Regions from separate parts of the Homo sapiens genome. Here region 2 is linked to region 1. The links are chromatin contacts, found by Hi-C or POLR2A ChIA-PET in ENCODE. All regions are on one chromosome and are shown on one strand. The core of a region is the stretch at or near the end of the contact, and the rest is flanking DNA. Distances in the headings are between cores, read along the strand shown.

The links. Hi-C counts contacts between places; a loop is a spot of excess contacts on that map. ChIA-PET counts read pairs that join two places held with the same protein, here RNA polymerase II (POLR2A).
Region 2: a map of left ventricle myocardium inferior shows a loop between it and region 1 (4-fold over the local background). The contact joins two enhancer-like sites. A Hi-C loop is called at or near these places in 4 of 168 maps with a recorded cell type or tissue (Right ventricle myocardium superior, endothelial cell of hepatic sinusoid, left ventricle myocardium inferior and 1 more). POLR2A ChIA-PET finds 5 or more read pairs at or near these places in 1 of 52 experiments (MCF 10A).

Annotation. Positions count from the first base shown.
Region 1 is chr18:61,700,268-61,703,937 of GRCh38, reverse strand. No RefSeq gene overlaps it. Among named protein-coding and RNA genes, the nearest start is that of LINC01544, 46 kb to the left of the region's middle. Within about 2 kb of position 1,936, at least 2 of the 41 ENCODE cell types and tissues checked have a DNase peak (open chromatin) inside an H3K27ac peak, as active enhancers do.
Region 2 is chr18:61,763,482-61,767,151 of GRCh38, reverse strand. No RefSeq gene overlaps it. Among named protein-coding and RNA genes, the nearest start is that of LINC01544, 17 kb to the right of the region's middle. Within about 2 kb of position 1,836, at least 2 of the 41 ENCODE cell types and tissues checked have a DNase peak (open chromatin) inside an H3K27ac peak, as active enhancers do.

The DNA of each region.
Region 1 (3,670 bases), core at 687-3,186:
TCTAGATTCCAGTTTCTAGAATGCTTCATTCTCTTTTGTGGTATGTCATAATATTTGAACTTTTTGAAGAGTTCAGGCCAATTATCTTGTAGAATGTCCCTCCTACTGGACTTATTTGATTGTTTCTTCATGTTTAGATTCAGGTTAAACATTGGTTGGTTGTTTTGTGTCTTGGCAAGAATTTCATATATACAACATCATGTACTTCCAGTTGCATCACATCATGATGTTAATTTTGTCTTGTTATTCATGAGGTTAACTTTGGCTACTATGTTGTCTGCCAAGTTTCTCCACTGTAAAACTATCTTTTCCTATTTGTGACTAACAAGTGTTATAAGACCAACAGGTTTGTATGCCTGCTGTGCAGTGACAGAACCATTACAGTGAGACAGCAGGGTTTGCAGTTGAGAAAGAGTTTAATGATCTCAGGGTGCCGAGTGAGGAGATGGGAGGAGATCCTCAAATCCATCTCCCCAAGGAGACAGAGTCTTGCTCTGTTGCCCCAGCTACAGTGCAATGGCGTGATCTTGGCTCACTGCAACTTCTGCCTCCCGAGTTCTAGTGATTCTTGTGCCTCAGCCTCCCAAGTAGCTGGGATTACAGGCACATGCAACCACACTTGGCTAATTTTTGTATTTTTAGTAGAAACAGGGTTTCGTCATGTTGGCCAGGCTGGCCTTGAACTCCTGGCCTCAAGTGATCCACTTGCGTTGGCCTCCCAAAGTGCTGGGATTACAGGCATGAGCCACTGAGCCTTGCTGGGCTACGGTTTTTAAGGGGATTCTGGAGGGCAAGGGACTAGAGAATTGGGGTTGTTGATTGTTTGGGGTAAGGGGAATGAAATTAACAGGATATGGAAACTGCATTCTTTGGTGAGTCAGTTTCTCGTGGGGTCCTTCAGGCCAACTGATAGAGTAGCTTCGGTGATATGCAGGACATGAAGGAATATCTCAAAGGGAAAAATTAATGTTTTGTAATGTTCAAGTTGTTATCTATAAGCAATTAAGGGGAACTATAATCTTGTGACAGGGTCTATGTGATTCTAGGACAATGGGCACCACACAGCTATGAGGAAGCAGGTCAGAGAGTTAGCTGACTTAGTGATCAATGCTGAATGTGCTGCAAGCTTGGCATACTTTCATTTCTTCCCCTCCCTTCTTTCCTGAATAGTTTCATAAAGTTTTCAGGGATGGCTTTGCAAGTCATGTTTTGAGACCATGTAAATCTCCCATTCCAACAACTTTTCTTTCAATGGTTTTAACATGCATCGATAAGCCTCATTTCAACCAATTATTGCATCGATGATGGCAAAGTAGACATTTTCGAATTCCTTCTATACTCATTCACTGGTGTTCTTATGTTTAAAAAAAAGAGCTTCCCCTGTTCCCTTTTGTTCAGTATCAATATGGATTCAGGAATTCTTTTTCTTTTCCTTTTCCTTCTGTTTTATAATCCAAAGCCATCATTATTCTTTTTTTGATGTTCAAATCAACACAAATGTGGCCAGTGGGGGCCCCTTTAAGCCAGCTCCTGTGTCCTTTAACATAGGCCTACTTCGTCTTCCAGTGCTTTCTTGTTTGTTAGCTCTGAATGTTGCAGGCTTGCCTTATACCTTCCTCACCCCAGACCGGGAGTCAGTCATGTCTCCATGAAGCCTGTGCTCATTTTTGTTCTCCCAGTGTTCTTGCTTTCCTTGGAACAGGATTCTGTTACTCATAGTCTTCTCCTTGAAACTCTGCTTTCATAAATACTGTATCATTTTCCATTTCCTGCTACCTTCATAACTGCTTTCTGATTCATTTGTTAGAGTCATTAGTTTTTTTTTTCAACAGATAGTGAAATGCTTATTACATGTGTCTGGGACAGTGTGCTTCAGGCATGAAGGCAAAGAGGCCACAGTCCCGACCCTCAAGAAGCTCACATTCTTGGCCAGGCATGGTGGCTCATACCTGTAACCCCAGCATTTTGGGAGGCCAGGGGAGAAGATTGCTTGAGCTCAGGAGTTCAAGACCAACTTGGGCAACACAGTAAGACCCCATCTCTACAAAAAAAAAAAAAAAAAGAAGAGAAAAGAAAAAAGAAAAAGAAACAAAAAACAAACACACAAACAAACACACATGCCTATAGTCCTAGACTCAGGAGGCTGAGGCTGGAGGATTGCTTGAGCCTGGGAGGTTGAGGCTGCAGTGAGCTCTGATGGTGCCACAGAACTCCAACCTGGGTGACAGAGCAAGACCCTGTCTCCAAAAACAAACAAACAAACAAAAAATTCACATTTAGTCTTTTAGCTAGATGACCTTGTAATTTATCATTCAAATAGGACACTTTGAAAGTGAAAAGGGGTTCTACAAGAAGCTATACTGGGACAAGAAACAGACATTGGTATTGTGTGAGGAGTTGGTAGGAGTTGGTAGGAATTATGGAGGAATCAGTGAGGACACTGATATCCTGCCTCTAGTTTCCTCTGTCAAATTTGCTTCCTTAAACATCACTTTCAGCATGGAATCTCTTATGCTCAAAAAGCCTGCCGCTATCTGTTTTCTGGGAAGTCAAGCCAAACCCTTTTATCAGATTCCTGAGGTACTTTAAAATCTGATCTTTAAAAAACCTGACAAAAACAAGAAATGGGGAAAGGATTCCCTATTGAATAAATGGTGCTTGGAAAACTGGCTAGCCATAATGTAGAAAGCTGAAACTGGATCCCTTCCTTACATGTTACACAAAAATTAATTCAAGATGGATTAAAGACTTACATGTTAGACCTAAAACCATAAAAACCCTAGAAGAAAACCTAGGCAATACCATTCAGGACATAGGCATGGGCAGGGACTTCATGTCTAAAACACAAAAAGCAATGGCAACAAAAGCCAAAATTGACAAATGGGATGTAATTAAACTAAAGAGCTTCTGCACAGCAAAAGAAACTACCATCAGAGTGAACAGACAACCTACAGAATGGGAGAAAATTTTTTGCAATCTGCTCATCTGACAAAGGGCTAATATCCAGAATCTACAATGAACTCAAACAAATTTACAAGAAAAAAACAACCCCATCAAAAAGTGGGCAAAGAATATGAACAGACACTTCTCAAAAGAAGACATTTATGCAGCCAAAAGACACATGAAAAAATGCTCATCATCACTGGCCATCAGAGAAATGCAAATCAAAACCACAATGAGATACCATCTCACACCAGTTAGAATGGCAATCATTAAAAAGTCAGGAAACAACAGGTGCTGGAGAGGATGTGGAGAAATAGGAACTCTTTTACACTGTTGGTGGGACTGTAAACTAGTTCAACCATTGTGGAAGTCAGTGTGGCGATTCCTCAGGGATCTAGAACTAGAAATACCATTTGACCCAGCCATCCCATTACTGGGTATATACCCAAAATATTAAAAATCATGCAGCTATAAAAACACATGCACACGTATGTTTATTGCAGCACTATTCACAATAGCAAAGACTTGGAACCAACCCAAATGTCCAACAATGGTAGACTAGATCAAGAAAATGTGGCACATATACACCATGGAATACTATGCAGCCATAAAAAAGGATGAGTTAATGTCCTTTGTAGGGACATGGATGAAGCTGGAAACCATCATTCTCAGCAAACTATCGCAAGGACAAAAAACCAAACACTGCATGTTCTCACTCATAGGTGGG
Region 2 (3,670 bases), core at 587-3,086, 63 kb before region 1:
AAAATCATTAAACTTTTAGAAGACAAAGTAGGAAAATATTTTTATGAACTTGTTGTAAGATTTCTTAGATAAGACAAAGGTTAAATTTTGATGAGAATGTGGGACAACTCGAACATATACTGCTTGTATACAGTTTGTGGATTTGTGAATTCTTATAACTACTTAGAAAATAATTAGCAATATTTAGAGTGAATTTGAAAAGATGCATATCCAATAATCTAGGCATTCCATTCTGAGGATATCCCTTGGAGAAATGTGTGTGTGTGTGTGTGTGTGTAGTGGAAGACCCATGTAACACTGTTCATAACAGCCCTGTAAGATCAAAAATCTGGGAGAAAATATCATTTCCACTGACAGTAGAAAGGTTAAAGAAATTGTGGTATATTCGTGTGATAGAATACTATAAAGCAGTGGCAACAAATGAATCACAGTTGCACACAGCAATGCAGATGACACCTAATACTGAATGAATAAAGCAAATTTCAGATGACTACTCACAGTATGATTACAATTATGTAATATTTTAAATTGCTAATTTAGTCATAGTGCATAGGAATACAAATATGAAGTTAAAAGTATAAACAAAGAAGCAAGGGAGTTGATCCTCAAATTAAAAATAATTGTTTATCTGAGAGGGGATGAAATGAGGGGACTCAAGATGCTTCACAGGTAATAGTTACTCTCTTGTCCTTAAACTGGTTAATGAGTCATTGTGTTGTTATTCTTCATACCTTATACATACACATATTTTTGAGATATGTAAGGCTTTAATTAAACAACTAAAAATGAAACAAAATGGAAAACCAAATGATAACAAAATCTTTCATATAATTGCTAAGGCAAGCAATGTACCGACAGGCCTCCACTGATAAGGAGGTTGAACTACCATTTAGATATTAAGCTGGTTTTGGCAGTTTGACATATGCCATTTTATTACATTCTTACAACAATTATTTGAGATAGGTCTTACTAATCTCATAGGAAAGGGATATTGAAGCATAGCGAGTTTAAAGAACTTGACAGAGGCAAGTAGTAAACGATGGAATGGGAAGCCAAATAACTCTTTTTTTTTTTTTTTTTTTTTTGAGACAGGGTCTTGCTTGTTGCCCAGGCTGGAGTCCAGTGGCGAGATCTCAGCTCACTGAAACCTCTGTCTCCCAGGTTTAAGTGATTCTCCTACCTCAGCCTCCCAAGTAGCTGAGATTACAGTCATGCACCACCACACCTGGCTAATTTATTTTGTATTTTTAGTAGAGATGGGGTTTTGCCATGTTGGCCAGGCTGGTCTCGAACCTCTGACCTCAAATGATTGGCCCACCTTCGCCTCCCAGGATGCTGGGATTACAGGCGTGAGTCACTGCACCTGGCCCCAACTCTCTTTTACTCCAAACTTGTGTTCCAAAACTCGTAAAAGGCTAAATCAGGTAGGGAAAGTTGAGATTTCTTTCTGCTTTTAGCAGGCTGGAATGGGGGCCTCTTTTTATGAACAGGGAGGCCCGAGATAAACATTGTCACTGCAGCCATTGCAAAAGTTGCCGAGAGAGAGAAAACAAGAATAAGGAAAATGGAGCCATTTCTGTCCAAAAATATATGTGCAGCCTCCAAAAGGAGAGAACCTGTGGAAAAAAACAAATGGACTGCAGCATGGTCTGTGATCGAGGAGGTGGACATACAAAAATGGGCTGTGGGAAACTTTCAAGGTGAGTGATGGCGAGTGAGGCTGTTTACATGGCCCTGTGTGAAGTGGAGGAGTCAGGCCCAGGCAAAACCCAGCTGACGCTGCAAATGCACAGACTACAAATTCTTCTGGCTGTCCTGGGAGGCTGTGCTCCACAGATAAGGCTGTTCATCAATGCAGCCATCCCCCTTACTTTCAGAGGAGGCCAATTAACATTACTCATTGAGAAGAAAACCAGTAGTGAGTCGGAATGGAACCAGCTTAGCAGAGGTGATTTAGGGCATAAGAATTCAGCAAGAAGCAGAGATTTCTGATACAGTGTGTTAACGAGAAACATTGCAAATATTTTTTCCTTTGGACAGGCTGTATTCTGTACGAAACATTGGCAGAAGTCTGCAATTTTCACTTTCCTTTCCATTTATGGCCCATTTTATTTCCAATAACCACCTCTTCTTAACTTTGTGCTAAGAAGTGAAGATGTGACATTTCACAAAATTGTGACCTTAACACACATGTTTTGAAATGGGATTTGTGAAATATTCAGTGTTAAGTCTCCCAAGCAGCCAGTTGCCTGCATTATCCAGGCAGTAAAACCTCAGGTTCCATGGTTAGTTGAATTCCTTGGATCTCATTCCTATTGTCTGCTGAAATTTCCTTCAAAATAAAACAACCCCTTCATCCTCCAGATACGAGGTGGTTGTTCACTGGCATTCTCAGTTTTTCAGTCTGAGTCTCACTCCCCACATTCTGCTTATGCTCCAAAATTCATTTTAAAACAGATTCCCCTTGCCATTATCCCCTCAATAGAAAAAATTGCTTCACTTTTCTTCACATGATGTAATTGAACTTTCTGGGTGAGAAGTTGCACCTCAGACATTTAGCTGTGGTTTTCACAGCCAATCAATGAATAAATTAAAGCGCTCTGTGACAGCTGTGGTTTCTGAGGATAAGAATCAGTGTCTCGGTCATCTGACTTCATTTCTCACCCCTCCCTTTTAAGGTTGAGGTGAACTTGGTGAGTAAATTCATTTCTTTTATTTTCCTATTAGGATTTGAAAATTAATCATTGTAGCCAATCAACCAAAAATAATTTCATCATAAGAGCAATTTCCATATATAAATTATCTAGAAAGTTAGAATACAATGGAAAGTGGAGGGGGTTCTCATGACCAGCCCCTGTTGTTTTTTTCATTGGTAAAATATACATAATAGAAAATTTACTGTTTTAACCATTTAAAAGTATACAATTCAGTGGCATGAAATGCATTTACAATGTGTTGCAACCATCACCACGATTTCCAGAACTTTTTCATCTTCTCAACTCTGTACCCACTAAACAGTAACTCCCCATTCCCCCCTGCTCCTAGCCCCTGGCAACAGCATTCTGCATTCTGTCTATGAATTTGACTATTCTATGTATCTCATATAAGTGGGATCATAAAATATTTGTCTTTTTGCATTTGGTTTATTTCACTTAATATAATGTTTTCCAGGTTCATCTGCATTGTAGCACGTATCAGAGTTTCTTTTTATGAACGAGTAATATTCCATTGTATGTCTACACCAGTTTGTTTATTCATTTGTTTGTCAATGGACACTTGAGTTGCTTCCACATTTTGACTACTGTGAGTAATGCTGCTATAAACATTAGTGTAAGGGTATCTTTTTGCATCCTTGCTTTCAATTATTTGGGTATATGCCTAAGAGTGGAATTGCTGGATCATATGGTAATTTTATGTTTAATCTTTTGAGGAACCAACCTTTTATTTTTAAATTCATAAGCAAAGAAGCTGATGGTTGACATTAAATGAGAGGATGGCAGACGGGCGATGCCTTAACCCCAAGAGAATAAATCTGTAGTACAGGGGATTTTAGAAGTCTGGGAAAGCTAGCAAGAATAAAAAAGTATTCTTTTGTGAGTTGAGTTGGAGGGAACATTTCAGATACTTGTAGTCACTACCTTTTCCATTTATAGTTACAAATGGCTCTGTG